2 separate regions of the Mus musculus genome follow, and region 2 is linked to region 1. The links are chromatin loops, found by intact Hi-C in ENCODE. Cell type or tissue: heart. All regions are shown on one strand. Links, peaks and the distances in the headings refer to the core of each region. The heading gives the core; the rest is flanking DNA. Region 1 overlaps Cdhr2 (cadherin-related family member 2). Region 2 holds the start of Sncb (synuclein, beta).

What was found. Hi-C counts contacts between places; a loop is a spot of excess contacts. Peaks named below come from ENCODE experiments on the same cell type or tissue, not always from the same donor. Only the 100,000 strongest peaks of a DNase experiment are listed, where the experiment ranks them.
Region 2: a loop joins it to region 1, with 2.2 times the contacts of the local background. A loop is called at or near these places in 8 of 42 quality-filtered maps.

What each region holds. Positions count from the first base shown.
Region 1 is chr13:54,712,622-54,720,947 of GRCm38, forward strand. It overlaps Cdhr2 (cadherin-related family member 2), which reads left to right. Exons shown (of 32, transcript NM_001033364.3): 2 at 1-58; 3 at 304-375; 4 at 1,295-1,434; 5 at 1,564-1,617; 6 at 3,005-3,091; 7 at 4,342-4,431; 8 at 4,989-5,114; 9 at 5,191-5,337; 10 at 5,432-5,507; 11 at 5,612-5,727; 12 at 5,822-6,055; 13 at 6,843-6,998; 14 at 7,088-7,249; 15 at 7,507-7,568; 1 more. The coding sequence starts at 7. Among named protein-coding and RNA genes, the nearest start is that of Cdhr2, 15 kb to the left of the region's middle. In heart, for the core only: a CTCF peak has its summit at 4,481 (motif pointing right); no DNase peak of the experiment used is centred there; H3K27me3 peaks cover 4,964 bases.
Region 2 is chr13:54,763,340-54,771,665 of GRCm38, forward strand. Sncb (synuclein, beta) reads right to left here and starts at 3,256. Exons shown (of 6, transcript NM_033610.3): 1 at 2,966-3,256; 2 at 2,224-2,353. The coding sequence starts at 2,344. In heart, for the core only: a CTCF peak has its summit at 3,247 (motif pointing left); no DNase peak of the experiment used is centred there; H3K4me3 peaks cover 1,323 bases; H3K27me3 peaks cover 4,560 bases.

The DNA.
Region 1 (8,326 bases), core at 13-8,012:
TTCAAGATGGCCTGGCTGTGGCTGCTTTGTGCACTGCTTCCTGCCTTCATGGTATCTGGTGAGTGCTTCCCTCCCCTGCAAGAGCAGTATTAAACTGGGGACCCCCAGCAAGACCTTGTGGGACTTGGGTCTCACTAGTGAATGCCCAGACAAAATGACCCACACTAGGTAGGCCCTGGGAGGACTATAGAAGAGTCTTGGCTTAGTTGGGTGATCTGGGCTGAAGGTTGGATGTAAGGGGGAGGCATCCAAAGGTGGTGAGGTGCAGGGTGTCCAGACCTCCTCTTCTGTGTGTCCCTACAGTGACAGCCAACTCGCCACCATCATTTGGGGTCAATATGACATTAGTAACCCTGCCAGAGGACTTACCAGTGGGTGAGTAAGGGTCTTTATGCTGAGACAGAGCCCAGCGTTTATCCTGAGATTCTCACATACCTCCTGCCCATGTCTAAGGAACAGCCCTTGAATGATCACATGTGCAGTCAGCCCTCTGCATGTATGGTTTAACAGTGCAGGTTCAGCCACCAGGGGCTAAAATACTCGTGGGGGTGGGGGTGGGGGTGGGAGGAGGGGTTGTAGTAACTTTTATTCTTGTCCTTACTTCATAAATCAACTATTTCCACCATAGTCAGTGTTACAGTCATCTAGAGGGGATTTGAAATCAGGGAAGACAGGCTTGGGTTCTACAGCAAAAGCCCCACCACTTTCCATGACGGTCCTGGGTATCCACTGATTTCAGCATCTCAGGAGTGTCCTGGAACCAGCCTCTCTGGATACAAAATCGTTCTGCTGATCCATTTGAGATTGGTTGATTCTGGGGTTGTGTAGGACAGAGGACCTCAGTCAGGACTCTTGCTCATCAGCTTGAGGACAGAACACCTCAGATAAGCATCCCTCCCATGTTTCCTTCGAGCCAGAATCATATCTTCCTGCATCGTAGCATTTTCTAATCAGAAAGGGTCTCTCTTATCATGAGATGGTCGTTTAACACAGTTTTAACAAAAACAATACAAAACAAAACCAGCCATTAAATGGCCAATGTACCTTCCAGCCAAGAGTGCGTCTTCCACAGAACACTGTACAGCCATTTCTAGTCTTACTGACGCGTAGTGCACAGAGACAGGAAGAGAGGCTCTCGGTGGTGATGTGTGTTTGTGGGGGGATTGGTGGTGATTGGGGGGGGATCAGAATCCCAGCTCTCAAGTCTCATCTGCATCTCTGCCCTGTGGGCCGCTGAATCAAACCACCCTAAAAGAGGTAGGCATGGACCCGGGTCAGCCTTGTTCATCTGTAGGTGCCGTGGCCTTCTGGTTGGTGGCTACAGACAGTGATAATGACCACCTGACCTATGGAATCAGTGGCCCAAACGCCAGCTACTTCTCCGTCAACGCGAACACTGGGGAAGTGAAGCTTGCCAGCCCTTTGGACTTTGAGGTAGAGGATGGTGGGACAGGGAAAGCCTGGGGAGAGGGAACAGGCAGGGGCGGTGCTTGGAGCCAGAGTTCTGGGAGCATGGTTGGGGTCCCCCACTGAACAGGGCTTCTTTTCTCCCTGCTGCTACAGACAGTTCCTTTCTTCAAGATCACCATCTCCACAAGTGATGGTCTCAACATCAGAGTGAGTGAAAGGAGAGAGGGGAGGGTGGCCAGGGGTGGGGCAGATGGTGCCAAGCGTCCACCTCTGACCGCGTGTCTATTTCAGGCAAGCAGAGAGTACCCCAGTTGATAGTGTTTCAGTGTTGATTATTTTCAGAAGGATGTGTTTTACCTCGTCATACAACATGACCCAGCGTTTGATATTTACTAGCTACTAAGTATTTGGATTATAAAATGACAGTGTTGGCTTGTACTAATATAACTACTGATTTTTAAAAATTATTATCTTTTACCTCATGTGTGTGAATGCTTTGCCTGCATGTATGCCCCTACACTGTGGGCATGCCTGATGCCTACAGAGGCCAGAAGAGGGCGCTGGGTCCTCTGGAACTGGAGCCGCATCAGTCATTAGTCACCACATGGGTGTTGGGTTTGACTGTTGGTCCTCTAGAAGAGCAACAGAGTGGTCTTGACTGTGTCTGTTGTCTCAAAGTTACTGTGTCTGCTCAGTGACTGGCGTAATGTTGTCTCCAAGTCTCTGCATACACCCCATTTTTTCTTTCTTTCACTGAGTGGCTCCCCCAGCCCTCCTCCTCTATCCTCCTGTTAAAGTCATGGTGGTTTGGTGGCAAAAGCCTGTAATCTCAGTGGTTGGGAGCTGAAGGCACAAGAATCTATAGTTCTTTTGTTTGTTTGTTTGTTTGTTTTGTTTTTCAAGACAGGGTTTCTCTGTAGCCCTGGCTGTCCTGGAACTCACTTTGTAGACCAGGCTGGCCTCCAACTCAGAAATCCGCCTGCCTCTGCCTCCCGAATGCTGGGATTAAAAGCGTGTGCCACCACTGCCCGGCTCAAGTCCACCTTTGGCTACTGTGTGTTTCAGGCCAGCCTAGGATAGGTGAGGCTCTGTTTAAATAAATAAAGGCAGTTAAGAGAGCAGATTTATTATGGCTCATGGTTCTGGCTCAGTGCCAAGGGACTGCATCTGGTCAAAGACTTTCTGCTGGCACTCACAAGGTTGCACAGAACATCACGTCTGTTTCACGGCGTGGGAACCCTTCAGGGTACTTTAGTTGATTCCCTTCATCGGGTACTCAGGTTGATCAAGGATTACAGTACGGGAAGAAAAAGTGCTAAACCATGCCCTGTTATGGAGCAAACACGTTCCAGATTTAAAAAACTGAATGCTTGCAACTTCACATGCACCTAATATACAACACACACACACACACAAACACACACACACACACACACGCACGCACGCATAACCATGAAGGATGGAGAGGGAGGATGGAGGAGGGAAGGGGCATACATCATACTGCTAGATAGCAGCATTTTGTGTAGCATCCCTGAAGCTATCCTGGCATTGTAAGTTATATTTTCTGACCTCACCTGGGCTTTCTCATCTGCAGACAGCCGAGATGCAAGTGATTGTGGAAGACAGAAATGATAACATACCTGTTTTCCTGAACACTGAATTCTCCACCAGCATCAATGAGGTATCTCCGGGGTCTTAGTGGGGCAGGGCATGGGGAGGGCATCCAAGATACTACTCAGTAGAGCGAGACCTGGAAACTGGTCTGGGAGGTGCAGGGCCATAACAACAGGGGCGTCTTTTTTACAGGAAAGCACTTCAGATTAGAAATCTCTCAGTTGTAGGAAAAGTACACAGAGAAAGGTGATTATCGCATATTTCTGAAGAATGGAGGTATGCTGATTTAGACAGTGTCGGTGGTGACAGTGTTACCTATGCCTGTCACATCTGCGTGACTGCTGTCTCTCTGTCACTCCATCTCTGTGTCCCTGCTGTCTCTGTGTCACTGCCATCTTTCTATGTCACTGCCATCTCTGTGTCAATCCGTTTTTCTGTGTCACTCTATCTCTCTGTCACTGCTGTCTTTGTGTCACTCCATCTCTGTGTCACTCCATCCTGTCTTTCTGTGTCACAGCCATCTCTCTGTCACTCCATCTCTCTGTCACTGCAGTCTGTGTTACTCCATCCCATCTCTCTGTGTCATTCCATCTCTGTGTCACTCTCTGTCACTGCTGTCTCTCTGTCACTGAAGTCTCTGTGTCACTCTGTCTCTCTGTGTCACTCCATCTCTCTGTCACTGCTGTCTCTCTGTGTCACTGCTGTCTCCCTGTCACTGCTGTCTCTCTGTCACTGGCTGCCTCTGCCCTGAGGTGTGCAGCCTAGTGTCTCTGGCTCTGAGCTATCTCACTGCCTCTGCAGCTTCAGCAGAAAGACTGGCCATTTCTCTGTGGTCTCAGCACACACTGGCCTGGCTTTCCATCCAGTCACTTTAGGCCACCTAGAGAGGATGCAGAGGTCTGGACTGACAGGAATCCTCAGGCAGTGGTGAGACTGGCCTCAGAGGCTAGAGGGTAGATAGAGCATGGGGAGGGTAGAGACAGGCAGCAGCCTGACTTCTGAGGGCCACTGAAACTGTTTGAGCCATGTTCTGGGAAGAATGGGAAACTTTCAGAAGCCAAGTGTGAGGGAATCCGACCGTGGCCATGGGCCATAGGGCTACAGGGAGCCTTCAGGAATATCTGAGTAGGGGAGAGCCATACCCAGGCTAGAATGCTCTCTCACTTATGGCCTTAACTGTACATCTCAGGCTCATCGGGTGTGTGTGTGGGGCTGTCCTGCTGGGCATTCCCATCTTAACCATCTGATGCCTCTGCTGAAGGCCCAGCCCAGGGTTGGGGTGGGAGGGACATACAGGTGAAAAGCCCCTTCTTACAGACCCTGCCAGTCGGTTCTGTGGTGTTTTCTGTGCTGGCAGAGGACAAGGACACAGGGACAGCCGGTTTGGTGCAATATTTCATAGAGAAGGTGAGTGTGAAGAGTCCCTGGGGCCCCAGGTGGGAGCCGGCCTCACTGTGTCTTACGTCCACCAGGGGGCAGCATCTTCACAGACAACCACAACCCTGGCTCCCCAGCCTTTTTCCGGATCATCCCCATCCCCACCCCCCACCCTCAGCCCCCAACAGGGAGAAGTCACACTTTCCCAGTTGCTGAGGGAGGACCCAATCTTGCCTCCACCCCCTTCACCAGCACTGTCAAGGCCTCCTATAAGCTAAAACACTCATAGCTCCCAGGAGAGCTTAAGGCTCAGGGAGGCCCTGGGTTCTTGCTCAAACTTACCCAGATAACTGAGGCACGTGTGTTTTTTGAACTTTTTGTACGCCAACTAAAAACTTAGTTTCAACCCCCCCCCCCCAGGCATCTATACCAGTCCAGGGGAGAAACCGAGGCTCCGAGAGATTAAGTTCCTTGGACACGTTTGTGCTCTGGCCCATGGTAGAGCCAGGATTTGACCCTATGTCTCTGCCAGTAAGGAGGAACAGTGGTGTCACTGGGACCTCACCCAACTGTTCTCTGTGTCACAGGTCATCCCCAGCACCGCCAACAGCAATAATCTCTTCCGCATCCTGGAAAATGGCTCCATTGTACTGAATGACACGCTCAGTTACAACAACAAGAGTGCCTTCTACCAGCTGGAGCTGAAGGCCTGTGTGAGTGGGGTGTAAGCAGAGCTAGGGGGCTCATCATTGTGGCACTGGCTCACAGAAGGCTTTCTTTCCCCTACAGGACTCAGGGGGAATATTGGATAACAAGCCAAAAACCCAATGCTCCCAGCCGGTCTTCGTATCCATCTCAGTGATTGATGAGCCAGACCTGGACCCTCGGTTTATCAGGGAGTTCTACTCAGCCTCTGTGGCTGAGGATGCCACCTTGGTATGTGCTGGGGGAGGTGGTATGGGGTGAGGGTGCTGGGTAGCCATGGCCGCCTGAGAAGAAGATCAGATGCACTCACCGAGCCTCCTCCCAGGGGACGTCCGTGCTGACCGTGGAGGCTGTGGACAGTGACAAAGGCATCAATGACATTGTGACCTACAGTGTCTCCAGTGAGAACCTGGGTGTCCCCTGGAGAAGGCTTGGGTGAGGCTGGGGTGGGGCGTGGTAGTCAGAGCCCCTGCAAACAGCTGCTGCAAGTGCCTCCCTCTATCAGACTCCACGAGGCCTGGGTGGTTCGACATCAGGGAAGATGGGGTCATCTTCGTCAATGGCTCCCTGGACAGAGAGCAGCTGCTTCTGGAAAACGAAGAAGTGCAGATACAGGTCACGGTGAGTGGAACTCCCCGTCTCTAACCCCTTGGCTTTTGCTCTCACTCTCTCTGAGCACCGCTCTCTGCTCGTTGGCTTCTGTTCTGCACCTCAGGCCACCGAGAAGAATCTGAACATCTACGGGCAAGAGGCCAAGGCAAGCATGTGGGTCACAATAAGGGTGACAGATGTCAACGACCACAAGCCGGAATTTTACAACTGCAGCCTCCCTGGCTGCTCCTTTAGCCCCCAGGAGGCCCAAGTCAACTTCATAGGCTACGTGGACGAGCATGCCTCTGCCCGAATCTCCATCGATGGTCTGACCATGGTGGCCTATGATCCAGACCAGGCAGGTGCAGGGGAGAGGGGAGGGACACTGATGTCGGAGGACTGGGGAAGGGGAAGATCACAGATGTGGGAGGGGAGCAGCAAAGGGGGAGGGAAGGTGGGGAAAGAGACTGATAGTGGTTGAGGTTGACGTGACAGTGAATTACAGAGCACAAGGCAGGGCAATGTGTGGGGTCCGTGGGGAGGGGAGGTAGTAATATGGTGGTAATATGGCGGGCAGCAGGGATCTACAAAGAGGAGGTTGTTGTTGTGTGCTGTTTGGTGATGTCCAGGGGAATGCTGAGGGGTGCTAAGCAGAGGCTGTGTGGAGTGGGGGTTGACATTAGGTGCTAGGCAACAGTGGGTGGTTGTGTTTCGGGTGCTGTTGGCTCTGGGTAGCCTGTGGTTTGGGGAAGTAAGGAGCCTCAGAGAAAGGTGGTGTTCCAAGTGATCTGAGTCAACCTGGAAGGAATTACCAGGAAAGGATGGTAGTGAGTGACGGGGACGGCCACGGTTCCCTGGGGCGACGACGTGGGGTGGAGTGGAGGCTGCTCAGTGGTGAGCGTAGGCTGGCGGGTGTGGTAAGCTGGCAGTGGTGAAGGGTGGGCGAGGCTGCGTTGGTACAGCTGAGCAGCCAGCCCAACTTCATAGGCCTGGACTACTGTCTCAGTCTTTTCTGACTCCCTCTGTGCATCTCACTGTCTCACCGGGCAGAGCTTCTGTGGAAGGCCAGAGCTTGGAGAGGGAGGGAAAGACGCAGGAAGGTGACGGCAGCAGCACAGTCCGTATTATATCACCCTCCTTTACAGGGCGACAATGGTACCTTCCTGCTGTCCCTGAATGGCCAGGATGCTGAAGCCTTCAATGTGTCCCCAGAGCGAGCAGCAGGGTCTGTCAGTGTGCAGGTGGTGGTGAGAAACTCAGAGATGGTGGACTATGAGAAGGAGACAGTGATGGTTGTGGAGGTATGGTGTGCTGAGATGCTGAGGGATACGGGCACCATTGGCAACTGGGCCCTTGTACCCTGTACCGATGCATGCTCTTCTGTCCTCAGGTTGTGGCCACTGACTCAGTCAGCAACAACTACTCTGTTGCCACGGTGACCATCCACCTTAGAAACATCAATGACCACAGGCCTGTGTTCTCTCAGAGCCTGTATGAACTCACTGTGCCAGAGCACTGTCCAACAGGTTATCTGGTCACTGACAAAATCCAGGTGAGTGATGTTGGCTGGATCATGCTGGGGGAGAGCTGCTGAGCAGGCCTGAGCTCAGACTGTCCCAGACTTTGTTTCATTCAGTGACACTGGGTCTCTGCGAGTGTGCGTACGATGTATCTGGGTGTGTGGAGTGTCTAGGTGTGAATGCAGACATGGTGAGCTTTGGAGCCAGGATGCACAGCAACTGTGTCAGATGGGTCTCTTGGTGACACAGATGGCCCTGTTTCCAGTGTTCTGCCATCTTTGCCTTACAGGCTACAGACCTGGATGGGGATGAATGGGGTCCTATCACCTACAGTCTGCTTCCAGGAAATGGGTAAGATCTTAAGGTGCTTGGGGGTGGGCGTGGGGGATGGGAATCTTCTCTACTTTGCCATGGGGCTGGGAGAAACAACAGAGCACCCTGAAAAAAGTACAAAGTGCCCAGCTGTGTGTCCATTCCAGAAAAACAATTGGAAAGACATTATTGGTTTTCTATGACTATAATAAAATACCCGGGGCAGGGTATTCTACAAAGAGGAAGGTTTATTTAGTTCTGGAGACTCAGAGGCGTGGGGTGTCATCCACTGTGCCCTGTGAGGACTTGATAGTATACTGAATCACATGATGGGGTCCTGTATGACACAGAGAGATCACATGACAAGATAGGGAACCAGAGGAAGGGAAGGGAAGGGACGAGGGACAACTTCCCAAAAGGTCCTACCTCCCAGAGGCTCCTGCAACCCCTGACATCATCACACACTATGGACCAAATGTCTAACACCTGGAAGCATGAGAGCACTCACAGCTGGACCAATCCACCATTATGAGTATATTGGGAATACTGCACAAGGGTCATTTATGTCTGTGTTTTCGTTTGTCTGAAATTCAAAGTAAGTGCATGTACACCCTGTCCTTTGATTGGCTTAATCTGGCCACCCCGAGCAGAGCTGACCTGTTTGAGGTGGAGCCAAACTCAGGGAATCTGACGGTGAAAAATGGCACGCTGCTGGACCGAGAGAAGCAGGCTGTGTACTACCTCACGCTGCAGGCCACTGACGGTGGCAACCAGTCGACCACCACCGCCCTGGAGAT
Region 2 (8,326 bases), core at 134-8,133, 51 kb after region 1:
GTTCCCAGCTATGGTGTAGCCCAGGATGGGAGGTAGTGATGCTGGGAAGAACGGCCATGCTCTTGTCCCATGCCCTGGCCCCTGCTGCACTTCTGCTAGTCTGTCTCCTCCAAACAAAGGGCCAGCTCTTCCTCTGGCTAAAGTGGAGAGTGTTAGGTGCAGGTGAGTCTAAAGGTGAGGTTCAGATTGCAGAAGGCACTCATGCCATTGGCTGTGTCTTCACCAGGATGGTTGGGTAGTATTGGAAGAGGCAAGACATTCTGACCACAATGTATGTATCCTCTAGGGCTTGCTTGGGAAATCTGTTGTGTGAAGATTTAGCAACCAAAGGCTGGGCTAAGGCCACCACAGAGGAGATGAATCTAAGCTAGCTAGAGGAAAAGGTGAGGCCAACAAGACTCTGGAGGCTCAAGGGATAGGAGTCTGCCTGCACACTATTCATTCACTCACCAGCAGATTGTTTGCACATTTTATGTGCAAAGCTTGGGCCAATGGCTCACTCTCTGTCCTTAATTAGTAGGGAGAGGATATTTAGACTCTAAGGAACTGCAAGAGGTGGGGACAATGCCTAGGCCTTGAGAAATGGGGAACACATGGGTATTCTAAAAAGAGATTAGGGAGGAGGAACCCAAAAGCAGGCAGGCAGGACTCCACCTGAAGACCAGGGCACGAGGTATGTATGGTAAAAGCCATGCTGGGAATGTAGGCGGAGGAAGACATGATGGGCACCTCATGCCAGGCTCTAGGAGCAGAGGCCATAACACAGAGGTTCCCTTGAGCAAGGGAGGAAGGAAGGAAGCACCTACTAGGGGGAAGACACCACAGCCGGGAGAGGCAGAGCCTATGAGCAGAGAGTCAATAATGTGGTCCTGGGGTTTAAGGAAGGATAGGAAGGAGGGATGGGTAAAGAAGGGAGGCCAGGGCATTGCTAGGCTGATGTGGGCTCAAGACACTCTTCTGCTGGGCTTAATTACTACTGCTCTTGTCTCAGGTGGCAATGTGTCCTGGTCTCCCTGCAATTTGCTCGGTCCCCAAAGGTCCAAGGAACTATTCTGAACTAACCAGATCATGTCAGTCTCTCTCACTTGTAGCCTCTAACAGCAATCACAAGGATGCTCCAGCCTGACCTATGTGGTCTTCTTACGGATCGGTTCTTGACTGCCCATCTGAGCTCTTCCAACAAGAGTCCTGCCCCCTGCTTTTCCGCCCATTCTATGGTTCTTTGCATCCTGCCTCTCTGCCTTCCCAGGACCCTTAAGTAAGGTGCAGGGCTGATCCTGTGCACCACCTGCCAGTAGCTCCCCTTTTTGCTCTCTTCCCCCAAATGATCCCCACACTTGCTGCTCGATGTCAGATCCTGCCCCTGAAATGCTGCGCCTTGCCGTGAGGAGATCACAGCTCCGTTGTTCTCTCGGCATCCACACAACGCTCGCTCGAGACACAGTATGCTTTTAATGGTCACAATCCAAGCCTGCAAATGACCTTGGACAAAACATCCAGCTCTTTTCCACAAGAGCAAGCCCTAACCTATGATCTGAGCCCTGAAACAAGGGGTGAACTTCCATTTCCAGCCCTTTTCTCTCATTATGCAAATAACCCTTACAAACTCCCCTTTCACACTTTGGGTGAGAGATATTAACCTCCCGACCTTTGTCCTGATACCAGCTGGCAGCTGCTGGGACGATGAACTGGAGAGACTGCCAAGGTAAAACCACAGGCTGTGTGTGTGTGGGGGGGGGGGGCGGGGGCTGGTAGCTGGAGAGAGCCCGCCAATAACCAGGAAAGTGGGGCTTTCCAGCGGGATTTATACCCGGGCTTCTGGCTTTACCAGCTGTGTGACCTTGGGCAGAGTGGTTAACAGAGGGCCCCAGAGTCGCTGATCTGTAGACTAGCCCAGGAATGTTAGATGCTATAGCATTTCATTGCTCTTGGCCTCAGGTAAAGGTTCCCCACCAGGTCACTATTAATAGTGATGACGGGGTAAGAAAAAGGAAACTCTGGAGAGCTCAACACCTTGGTCCCTGGTTTTTCATTTGAACATCATCTCCACCAGCTCCCATCCCATCCCCACCTCCCAATTCCATGGACTGGCTGTGTCCCCAGTGACCCCTACTGACCTCGCCCATCTGCTGACTCATATTCTCATGCCCAGACCCCTCAATCACTCTGAGGACCCTTTCTGGTACCCTCAGGAGATACCCAGCCCTGCAGCCCCTTGCCCACCGACATAGAGGACGCCTTCCTTGGTCTTCTCTGCTGCCTCGGTGACCCCCTGCTTGGTTTTCTCAGCTGCAGCCACAACGCCCTCCTTGGCCATGGACAGGCCCTTCATGAACACGTCCATCCTGGCGGCCTGGGGAGGGCGAACACACAAGTGCCGGGGCGCTGGCTCTGCACCCTCACTCGGGCCCTCCCAGGGGACCTGGTGCCCCCTCCCTCCCTTCCTCAGACTTGGCGCGCTTCTGGGCCGGGAGCCCCCTCCTACCCTCTCTACTTCCCAGGTCTAGGCCTCAGAGCTATGCTGCGGCGAGTCCTAGCGTCCTTGAAACCCCGGGATGCGGGGAGGGGCCAGCACCTCAGTTATCCGGAGATCTGCAACCTGCAGGCCCGCAGAACCGGAAGCTAGGCTCGGCGCGAACACCGGGGCCTGTCTGTACACACAACAGTCACACGGTCTGCATACAAACACACACCATGGACATGCTCACGTGCACACACACAGAACACGGGGCGTTTAGAAGCGCATGGACACTCCGGCACACGGGCACGGACGCACGTCCGCACGTCCACCCAGACTGTAGCAATCAGAGAGGACAGACGCGCATCCTGCAGTGCACCTGCCCGCGCCCGCTTAGCGCTTTCCTTTTCTGTGCCCACGTTTCTCCCAGGGCAGTCTCCATCCCGCTCCTCATCTTACCCCAGATCCCCCTGGATCCCCAGTTCGGTGCTCTTTCCGGAGCCTCACCTGGGTTTCGGGGCCGGGCTGGGGGATGGAGCTGTGGTGGCGGCAGCGGCTGCTACTGCGAGCAGATGCGCGGGGCTGGGCTACGCTGGGTATGGATGGACTCGGGGCCAGTGGTGTCCTGCCGTGGTCAGGCTCTTGAGTCACCTTTCCTGAGCTGGAGTGCAGCAGTGCTCTGGCCTTGGGTGCTCTGCCACCAAGGATGCTACTCGCGCGCTCCGGCTCCGCTCCGGCTCCTGCTCCGGCGCTGCGGCAGCTCTGAGCTCAGCACTCCCCCCTGGTGGCCGCGCCGCCCCCTCCGCCTGACTGACAGGGGGCGGGGAGGGTGACATCTCCCCAGAGCAGGCGAGCCTCCAGGGGAGGGCCTCTGACGTGCAGCCGGGGACCCTAGTGCTGGAGAAGAGTAGTCTTTGAGGATGGTGGGAGGTGGCAATGCGGCGAGAGAGGACTGGTGTAGAAATTATGCGGTTGGCTTGGAAGTTCAGAGCGATTCCAATCCTAGCTGCGTTTGTTAGTAGCTGTGGGATCTTGAACTACCTACCTCACCTTTTGAAACGCAAGGTTCCTCTTCTGTAGAACCAATGGAGGGAGTCAATGCCCTTCTAGGCACCGCTTGGATGGGTGGTGCAGGTTGGGTGGAAACAGTGCTAAAGAAAAGCAGGGTTCGTATCTCAGGAAGACGCGCTCATGGCTGTGCAGAGACAAGAGGCAGGAAACAAAATCAATGTATCCACACTTGAATCATACAGGGTTACTTCAGCCTGTGAGAGTAGATAGGAAGACAGAGAAATGCTGATGTAAGAAATGGACTTGAGGCAAAGTAGGTAGACAGCAAAGGCCTCTTCCAAGAAACGACTTGGAATAGACAGATCCGGGAGAAGCAACAAGGTAGGCCTAGACAGGTGGGGGTGAGATCCACAGAACCAGACCCTCAAGGGCAAAGGCTGGGAGGCACCACCATGCTGACGGGCAGTCAGGATGCAGTGCAACCTGCTCAAGACCCAGACAAGAGCATATGGTTTATGGTTATGGGAGGGCATTCCAGATGCACGGCAGGACCTCAGTCAGTTCTATAAAAGAATTATACCCAAGCAGGTGTGGCATCCCAGATGAAAGGGACCCTGTGAGCTCAGGGAGTCAGGGAAAGAAGTAAAAAGGAAGTGGCACTTAGTTTGGGGCTCGTGGGGTGGGTAAGGTTTTCCCTCGGGAACAAGATCAGAAGAGCGTTTTAAGCTAACGATATATAACACAGATGAGGGCAGTGGTGGCAGAAGTGCTGGTCTGGGCGTTTGAGAGATGAGGTGTGCCAACAGCAGACAGTAGGGCACGGGGGGGGGGGGGATGCTCATGGCTGTGGTAGGGCTGTAAGTTGGCAGAGGCTTTAAGAAGGCCAGTTTGGCAGTGTTTCCTAGGACTATAAATGCATGCTCCTTTTGGATCAGCAGTGCCCCTTCCAGGAACTCACCCTGCGGATCTCTATTCTTGCGTGTGCACACTTACACGTGGGCCGGGACAGTCACTGTAGGAAACACTGACAATGCTCTAAACGTCCTCTTAGAGATCTGGTTACTTCCTTATAGCACATCCACCCAGTGGCACAGTGTGATGGTGTGGTTGGGAGCCATGAGCTGTCTCTCCCCTGCCCCCACCCCACGTATCAACAACACACTAATGAGTAAAGATGGTGTTAGTGAGAAGCCGGTGCAAAGATTGTAGGTGTTGAGCAAGCTGATTTCGATACATAGAAAATTATATTACATACTTACATATTTAACAAGTTATATGTAAGAATATAGTTTTATGCATAGCAATCTGTTTATTGTATATAAGTATTTGTATATATTAGATATAAGTGTATATGTGCACACTATTAAGTGTTTATCACAGACCATATGTATTATATACAAACATGTTCCATACAAATATACACATATAGTTGATCTTTTCTATCAAAGGGTTCTGCAACCTTAGACTCAACCAACAACCAATCAAGAAGACCAGCTGGAGAGATGGCCCAGTGACTGTTCTTCCAGAGGACCAGAGTTCAGTTCCCAGTGCCCTCATGAGGCTGTTCACCACCAGGTATAATTCTAGCTACAGGGAATCTTCTTGTCTCCACAGGCCTGTGGGATGTGCTCTTGTGTGTGTGTGTGTGTGTGTGTGTGTGTGTGTGTGTGTGTACACATATATACAGAATTTAAAAAAAAACAAATTTTAAACAAGAAGGAAAATTATGTAAACAAACATTATCTATGCTGAACACATAATTTTTTGTCGTTATCTTTTAAGTGATAGTTACCTAGCACCCTGCTGTGTCAGGTCATAGAAGTCCTCCAGGGTGATTAGAGTCTGCAGAAGGTGGGGTGCAGCCTATGTACATTGTCACACCATTATACATGAGGGCCTTGAGCATCCACTGATTTCGGTGCCTGCCGTGGGTCCTGGAATCAATCTCTGAGGGTACCCAGGGATGTCTGTACACATCCATCGCCAGGAAAGACAGGACTCTTTAATGACAGCCACAAAACCATAACTGAATTGCCTCGGAAGTGGGCAGAAAGGGGCAGTCCCAGGATAGATGGCTCTGCTTCCTCACTGTGATGGTTTGTATTATCCTTGGACCAGGGAGTGGCACCATCTGAAGGTGTGGCCTTGTTGGAATAGGTGTGACCTAGTTGGAATGGGTGTGTCACTGTGGGTGTGGGTATAAGATCCTCACCCTAGTTGCCTGGAAGTCAGTCTTCCACTAGCAGCCTTTGGATGAAGACATAGAATTCTCAGCTCCTCCTGCGCCATGCCTGCCTGGATATTGCCATGCTCCCACCTTGATGATAATGGACTGAACCTCTGAACCTGTAAGCCAGCCCCAATTAAATGTTGTTTTTATAAGACTTGCCTTGGTCATGGTGTCTGTTCACAGCAGTAAAACCCTGACTAATACACTCACCTTTCTTCTTTGTGCTGCGTGGTTATTTTCCCTAGCTCGGGAGATGCGTAGCTTCATGACATTGCAACTGTCCACTCCTGTGATTGGGGACTCACTACCTTCTGAGGCAAAGCCTACCCCCTCCTCCTCTACAGACAGACAATGCCAACCTCTGCTACCTCAGCTTCCTCACATGCAGGACACATGGCTGGCACTTGTAGCTGGAGACTAGTCTCAGCAGGAACACAGGGTCTGTTCTGATGAGGAGGGGAAGAGGTGATGGTGACAGCCCTTGCTAGTGGCCATGGACAGCAATGCCACCCTTCCTAGAGTGTCCAGCATCAACAGAGCGAGCAACTGACCCCAGCCCTGGTGTCTGGGAAGCCTCCCGTGGACTGCCGGGCAGTGGGCTCAGCATCACTGCAGGCTGCAGGGTGGCTGTGGAGCTTTCTGTCTTCCCAGAGGTAGAGCCAGTCGGTGTTTGGTTGTGGATGTCTGTTAGATGAGCTGGTCAGAGTTTCTGTGGCCTGTGCGCAGAATGCTGGTAAGACGAAGAGTGCAGGAAAGCGGGTCAAGACAGAGAAGGGAAGGGACAAAGATGGACCTTTGTGTCTCGGCGTAGGGAACAGCAAGACATGGGATGATTTGGGGAGTTTGTGGTTTTGTTGTTTTTTCTTTGTTTTAAGATAAGGTCTCACTATATAGTCCAGGCTGGATCAAACTTGCAGAGATTCACCTGCCTCTGCCTCCCGTGTGCTCTGATTAAAGGGATGCCTGACTGTTAGTTACCTAGCCGTTTCTACTGTTTAAGTTAGTTTAAGGCGACAGTCCCTTATGGTGTGGGGGCAGGTATGGCAATGAGAGCTGCAGGCCTGTGGTCACACAGTGTCCACAGCAAAGAGCAGGTAGCCAGAGAGGATGCAGGAGGAGGGCCAGAAACATGTGGGAGCACTGTGTGGCCATAGGAGATGGGGCTCTTTTTTCCTATCTTCTGTTCTTTTCTACTCCTTCTGTGAGATGGGACCTTGCTGTAGTCTTGGCTTTTCTGAGTCTAGTAACTTTCCTGCTCATCTATACCCGAGTGCTGGGATGGCAAGTCTGGACCATCATGGCTGATCTTCACTTTCACTTTGTAATTGCTGCTGTGTTGGGAGAAAGCAGCTTGGGTCTGGCTCAGAGTCACCAGGACACACCCAAGGATTCTTCATATAGGCGGTTGGATATGCTTTTCTGTGTGTTAGGTCAGGGCCAGAGAGATCACCATTTGTATGACAGTGATGCTCAGGCCCAGGGAGGGTGTGAAGAGATACATGGAGACAGTAGAAAGAACCTGTGGTGATTTGAACGCTTGGCCCAGGGAGTGGCACTATTAGGAGGTGTGGCCTTGTTGGAGTAGATGTGTCACTGTGGGGGTGGGCTTTCAGACCCTCCGACCAGCTGCCTAGAAGACAGTCTTCTCCTGGATACCTTCTGATCAAGATGCAGAACTCTCAGCTCCGTCTTCAGCACCCTGTCTGCCTGGTTGTGCCTGGATGCTGCCATACTTCCAGCCATGATGAAAATAGACTGAACCTCTGAACCTGTAAGCCAGCCCCAATTAAATGTTGTCCTTTATAAGAGTTGCCTTGGTCATGGTGTCTCTTCACAGCAGTGAAATCCAACTAAGACAGTACTTAAGAAACCTCCCAGATCAAAGAGGAGGCTGTGCTCTCCAGAAAGCCTACACAGCGGAACTGGTAGGTTGTGGTGTGGGGCACAGCTTTCTTGGCAGCACCTGGCCACTGACATCTGAAAATCAGAGCAGTACTCACAAGACCCTCTCAAGATTGGGCCTCCTAACATTTTCTTGTGTGAGAGCAGATGGGGAGTGTTGGGAGCCGCCCCCACATTCACCGTCACAAGATGGCGCTGACATCCTGTGTTCTAAGTAGTAAACAAATAATCTGCGCATGTGCCAAGGGTATTTTACGACTACTTGTACTCTGCCTTTCCCGTGAACGTCAGCTCGGCCATGGGCTGCAGCCAATCAGGGAGTGATGCGTCCTAGGCGAAAGATAACTCTCCTAAATAGGGAAGGGGTTTCGGTTTCGTTATTGGGGTGGCTTTCGCTTTTGGGGCTGGGGGTTTGCGCTCCTGGCTCCTGAAGATGTAAGCAATAAAGTTTTGCCGCAGAAGATTCTGGTTTGTTGTGTTCTTTCCTGGCCGGGCGTGTGAGAACGCGTATAAGAATTGGTGCCGAAACCCGGGACGAGAAATTCCGGGACGAGAAAACCCCGGGAAGTGAAAACCTGGGACGAAAATTACCATCACCGGCGCAAGGAAGATCCCTCATTCCAGAACCAGAACTGCGGGTCGCGGTAATAAAGGTTCCCGTAAAGCAGACTGTTGAGAAGGATTCAACTGCATGAATTCAGAACTTTTCAGCTGGGGGAACAGAG